2 separate regions of the Homo sapiens genome follow, and region 1 is linked to region 2. The links are chromatin loops, found by intact Hi-C in ENCODE. Cell type or tissue: GM12878. All regions are shown on one strand. Each heading gives the region's core, and the rest is flanking DNA. Links, peaks and the distances in the headings are about the cores only. Region 1 has its middle 96 kb from the start of PCED1B. Region 2 has its middle 82 kb from the start of SCAF11.

Region 1 (2,910 bases), core at 181-2,680, 910 kb before region 2:
CTCTGTCGCCCAGGCTGGAGTGCAGTGGCACGATCTCGGCTCACTGCAAGCTCCGCCTCCCGGGTTCACGCCATTCTCCTGCCTCAGCCTCTCCGAGTAGCTGGGACTACAGGCGCCCGCCACCACGCCCGGCTAATTTTTTGTATTTTCAGTAGAGACAGGGTTTCACCGTGGTCTGTATCTCCTGACCTCGTGATCCGCCCGCCTCGGCCTCCCAAAGTGCTGGGATTACAAGCGTGAGCCACCGCGCCCGGCCGAAATTTCTTTTCTTTAAGAATGATAAAAATAGGCAGCGAATCACCCCTGGCTTATGAGGTTTCTGTTGAGACATCCGCTGTTAGTCCCTTTGTATGTGATCTGACCTCTTTCTCTAGCTGCCTTTAAGATTTTTTCTTTGGTGTTGACCTTGGACATTCTGGTTACAATACACCTTGGTGATGTTCATTTTGCATAGTATCTCACAAGTGTTCTGTAGATTTCTTATATCTGGATATTTGCTTCTCTAGCAAGACTAGGAAAACAATATTGAATTATTCCCTCAAATATATTTTCCAGGTTGTTTTCTTTTCCTCCGTTTTTTTCAGGAATGGTGATAATTTATAGGTTTAGTTACTTTAAATTATCTCATATTTTTCAAAGACTCTTCATTTTCAAAAATTATTTTTCTTTATTTTTGTCTGACTGAGTTAGTTCAAAAGACTAGCCTTTAAGCTCTGAAATTCTTCTGCTTGGTTCAGTCCATTGAGAAATCGTTCAATTGTATTTTGAAATTCCTTAAGTGAGTTTTTAAATTCCAGAAGTTATGATTGATTTCTTTTGAAGATGTTTATCTCTTCCTGCATTTCCCGAATTGCTTTAGGAGTTACTTTGTGTTGATTTTCAACCTTAGCTCAGATCTCCTTCAGCTTCTTTGCAATTCATGCTTTGAATTCTTCCTCTGTCATTTCTTAGTTTCCATATTCATTACGGACAATTGCTGGAGCCGTTAGTGTGATCCTTTAGTGGTGTTATTACATTCAGATTTTTCGTTGTGCTAGAATTCTTGCACTGGTTCCTTCTCATCTGGAGATGCTGTAGTTATAATTTTTGTAACTATTTTCCTCCAGGTAGGATTTTTTCTCTTTCCTTCTTCTCCTGTGATATTACTGTTTCTTTCTTCTTTCCCTTTCCCTTACTCCCTGGGGTGTGACTGCAGAGAGTGCTGGGTAGGGTCTTTTGACTTTGCTTTTATATCCCTAGGCACTTCTGTTGGCAGATTTTATATTGGGCTGTGCAGTTCAACCCACAAGCCAGTAGATGGTGCTTTTTGTAAGCGCTGCCTATGGCCAATGATCTGGTTATATACCTGATCTTTGTTTACAGAGAAGCTCTCTGTTGCCTTAGGCAGTAGGCTGATTCTTAGAGTGAACAGTGGTCCAAGTTCCCTTAACGCTGTGGGGTGGGGGGCAAGATGTGTAAGGCTGGACCTGGCAGGTCCATTTACAAGTCCCTTGATGGCAGGGACAAGTACCAGTGCCAATGGGGAATCCAGTGGGCAGCCACCAAGTGCCCAGAAGTGTGTTTAGGCAGGAAGCTGAGAAATCTCCTTGGCCCCAAGTTCTCTGCATGGGGATGGGGTGGGCTAAAGTCCTAATCCAGAAGATTGGGTGCTCCTGAAGCCTAGAGATCTGCCTGGGCTTGAAACAAAGAGGGCCCCTATGCACCCAGATAATTGCACAGGAAGGGTGGAGTGGCTCAGCCTGCCAGTCTAGGCAAGCAGGTGCTTTGGATGCCTGAAGGTCTGCCTGGGTGTAGAGTCGAGATGGCCCAGTTGCACTATGGTCTATGCACAGGAAGAATGCAGGGAGTGAAGCTGCTGTTCCAGGTGAGTGAGTGCTCCAAATGCCAGGAGATCTGCCTGGGTGTGAAGTAGAACTCCCCCTCCTCCCATTCCCCCATAACCCACACAGGATCCCTGCACAGGAAGGGTGGGGTGACTGAGACTGCTAGTCCATGCAAGCAGTTGCTCCACATATCTGGAGATCTGCCTACACGTGGAGTGGAGAGGGCTTCACTGCAGCACAATCTATGCACAGGAAGGCTGGAGGGGTTCAGGTGGCTGATCCAGGTGAGAGGGTGGTCTGAATACCTGGAGATTTGCCTGGGTGTGGATCAGAGAGGACTCCACTGTACTGTAATCTCAGAAGAGCAGGCTGGGGCACCCAACAATAGCACATGGAGACTGGTTCCATGTTACCAAGCTGGCTGTAGCTGCAAGTCTTATTGTCCAGGAGAAACTGCAGCTGTAGCAGCTCTCCTGCCCCAGGCCTGCCACAGTGGAGAGTACAGTTCTAATGCCTTCTGCTGAGGTGATTTTCACAGTTCTGGCTGTGGAGGCCCCTACCCCACTTCAGAGCAGGCACTCCAATCTCTGGCCTGAGACCAAAATACCTGTGAGGCCATCCTGCCGGATTGCCAAATAATGGCTGACATTGTATGCACCAGGATAAAACATGGCGTCCTGCTCTTGTTCCCAGGTCTGATAAAATGGCTTCAGGTTTTCCCAGTGTCTTTCCCTCACAACATCTCCATCTTCATCCCAAGTTAGCTCCAGGGCTTGGGAGAAACAAAGTGCTCTCCTTTGGCCTTGGTTACTCAAATCCCCATTGGAAAGGTGAGTCACAGAGGGAGGCTGTCTGCCTCTTTTGTGTGGTGGGGCTTCACTCACTTATTAGCCAGATGCCATCACAGGGGCTGTTTGCCCACATTTGCCTTCCCAGGATCTGGAGTTTCCTTTACAATTCTGGTGGATTCTCATTTTCCTTCTTGAATTAAAGGTCACAGAGTTAATCTTTATGCCTGAGGCAGGCTAAAAGCGTCTAATTTGCCGTATAGGAAAAAGTATCCCTGCCTTTTAATTGGGATGTTTAT
Region 2 (2,910 bases), core at 119-2,618:
TGGGGGCCATCATCCTTCCCACGAGTCCTTTAGGACTAGTGTTTTTCTCAAACAGCTGAAAAATTATACAGTGTATTCCTGTTGTTAGTGGTTTCCCTTATTATTTTAACATTCATATTTTTAAGATCAGCTCTAACAATGTCTAGCATGAGTCAGAATCTGTATCCACTAAACAATCTTAAGAATCATAACAACATTTTACTGCCCTCTGCACTCAACCAATTCACCCATGTTGACTTAAATTTTCTTGGATTTTAATTACTGATTGTAATTAACCTTTTACAATTTATGCTAGTTTCCAGGGTACAAGACCAATTTTTTTTTGAGGCGGAGTCTCTCTCTGTCACCAGGCTGGAGTGCAGTGGTGTGATCTCCACTCACTACAGCCTCTGCCTCCTGGGTTCAAGCGATTCTCCTGCCTCAGCCTCCCGAGTAGCTGGGGTTGCAGGTGCGCACCACCACACCCAGCCAATTTTTGTATTTTTAGTAGGGCTGGGGTTTCGCCATGTTGGCCAGGATGATCTCGATCTTCTGACCTCATGATCCACCCACCTCAGCCTCCCAAAGTTCTAGGATTACAGGCGTGAGCCACCGCACCCGGAACAAGACCAATTTTATAATTTTGTTTTCCTAAACAAATGACCATCTTCCTCTGGATTCCACATACTTTCTTTACTTTGAAGAATTCCTAAAAGCAGATTGGGGTGGTTATCATTGGGAGAAGCAGACAGCACAGTGGGCAAGACCTCTGTGGCTAAGCTCACTGCTCTTCACTGCGGGCTGAGAAGGAGCATTTTTTTTACCTTCCTTTGTTTTCTGACCTGCTGTCATCTGAACATGGTCTTGGCTACTGTTCAAGCCCCTACACCCTACCCCACTTCTTATTCTTTATTTTACTCTCCAGCACTTCCTGTTATTTATTTAATGATTTTAATGTAGAATTCATGGAGGTAGGGAGTTTATTTGTGTGTTTCACTGCAGTCATAAAGCACTTCTCACTCCTAGCCCGGATCCATGAGTTACCTGCCTCAGTCATTGCCCTTAGATAAAGTAAGAAGTTACTTGGTCCATTGTGCCTTAAGGCTCTGGATACTTTGAGATCCTGCTTGTCCCCCTCCACATGGTCAGGCAGAACAGTACTTCCTTATGGTCTATTGCCACCCTGTCTATTGCTTTCACTTCTTAGCTGCCAGTAATTCTCCAGGCGGTTGGAGGAGATGGTGCCTTTTTGGGCTCCCCAATCTCGGGCTCTGGCATCCTCTAGTGGCCATTGACAGCCATGCAACTTCAGCACTGAGTTCCGGGCCTTTGCCTCCTGGCTTCCTCCCAGGTCTCATTGGTAACAATCCAACTGCAGGAGAAAAGATAAAATTGAAAAGGCGAACTCAGCACACTCTCTTCCCATCACCTCCAACATTGTCCCTTCCCCTGCTAGCACTCCTGAAGAAATTCTCAGGCAACTTGGAGACACGCCAATCTTCCTGATTTAGAAGTGTTTGTATCTGGTTTTCAGGCAAGGCACAGAGGGCTGTCTTCTAGGTCTGGAATTTACGGAGGAAGCTGAAGGTGAATAGTGCCTCCCTTTAGCAGTGGACAGACAGGAAACCTCTCTGGCTCCATAGAAGCATTAAGCTGCAGGTTCAGAGTCCCTATCAAATGACACGACTACCAACACTATCTGAAGACTTGCCAGGGAATGTGTGTGTCAGTGACCTTTATCTGCAGGTCAGGTGCCTCCACCTAATACTAAAAGGAGACTATTTAGCTGTGAGGTTTTAGTTCCCAGAAGGACTCCAGTGGGACTTAGTGGGAGGAGGAGGTCATGCATGTTGTTAATAGCTTGGACTTGCCTTTTCTCCAAAGGGCCCCATCTGCTCCTTGCCCAGTGCTCCAGCCACAGGGAATGGTATTCCACCTTCTCGTGGCCGTGGGGTTAGTCGGGGGAACTTCTTCTAAGTAGGTAATTAGAGACTCAGATGCTGGGCAGATCTGCACCTCACATGACAAAGGATGCCATCACGGGAAGAGGAGGGCCTGCTCTTGCCACCCTGTGGCAAGTCAGGGCAAGTCAACAGCAAGTCAAAAGCTCATGACCAGTGATCTCCTAGAACAGAGAGTGGCAAAGTGTGGCCTGTGGGTCAAACCCAGCCTGCCTCCCATTTTTGTATGGTCCGTGAGCTAAGACTGCTATTTACAATTTTAAGTCATTGAAGAAAATCAAAAGAAGAATAAAACTTCATGATGCATGAAAATTATATGAAATTGAAATGTCCAAGTCCATAAATAAGGTTTTACTGGGACACAGCCAAACTGATTTGTTTATACATTGTCTACAGATGCTTTAGTATCACAGTGTCAGAACTGAATAGCTGCAGCGGAGACCACAGGATCTACAAAACCCAAAAGATTTTCTCTCTGGCCCTTGATAGAAAAAATTTGCTAACCTTTTCCCTGTAAGACGCGTGCCCTTGAATTCATCACAGACTTTGAGGGGACCTGATTGGATGAAGTAAAGAATTCATTCTGGAGCCTCATAGAGAATGAGTTTACATTGTGAAGGCCCTAACTGAAGATCTTGTATTTAATCCATTAGTCCTTGGGGAGCCTTCAAAGTTGGTGCCAAGATAAAAGCAGCACATTCTAGAGAATGGCATCAATGGGTGGGAAGAACTGAATGAGAGGAGAATTCTAAGGTAGGGATACCAGTGGTGAGGCATAAGTGTTGAGAGCTTAAAGAGTGTCCAGGAAGAGGAAGAACTGGTTAGTGGTAGAATGCTGGGACAATGGCAGAGGGGAGCAGACAGGCTGTGATCAAAGAAGTAGAGAAAAGGAAGCTGAAGCCATACACAGAATGTAGTCATGAGACACAAAGAGCCTGTGTCTGTGAGACATCAGAACACTTCCAAGGGT

What was found. A loop is a pair of places that touch in the nucleus more often than their neighbours do. Peaks named below come from ENCODE experiments on the same cell type or tissue, not always from the same donor. Only the 100,000 strongest peaks of a DNase experiment are listed, where the experiment ranks them.
Region 1: it touches region 2 in a loop (7-fold over the local background); 6 of 110 quality-filtered maps call a loop at or near these places.

The regions. Positions count from the first base shown.
Region 1 is chr12:46,982,553-46,985,462 of GRCh38, reverse strand. No RefSeq gene overlaps it. Among named protein-coding and RNA genes, the nearest start is that of PCED1B, 96 kb to the left of the region's middle. In GM12878, for the core only: a CTCF peak has its summit at 1,292 (motif pointing right); a DNase peak (open chromatin) is centred at 1,352.
Region 2 is chr12:46,070,663-46,073,572 of GRCh38, reverse strand. No RefSeq gene overlaps it. Among named protein-coding and RNA genes, the nearest start is that of SCAF11, 82 kb to the right of the region's middle. RefSeq lists enhancers at 1,086-1,135, 1,927-2,146, 1,332-2,531. In GM12878, for the core only: a CTCF peak has its summit at 1,271 (motif pointing left); a DNase peak (open chromatin) is centred at 1,242; H3K27ac peaks cover 241 bases.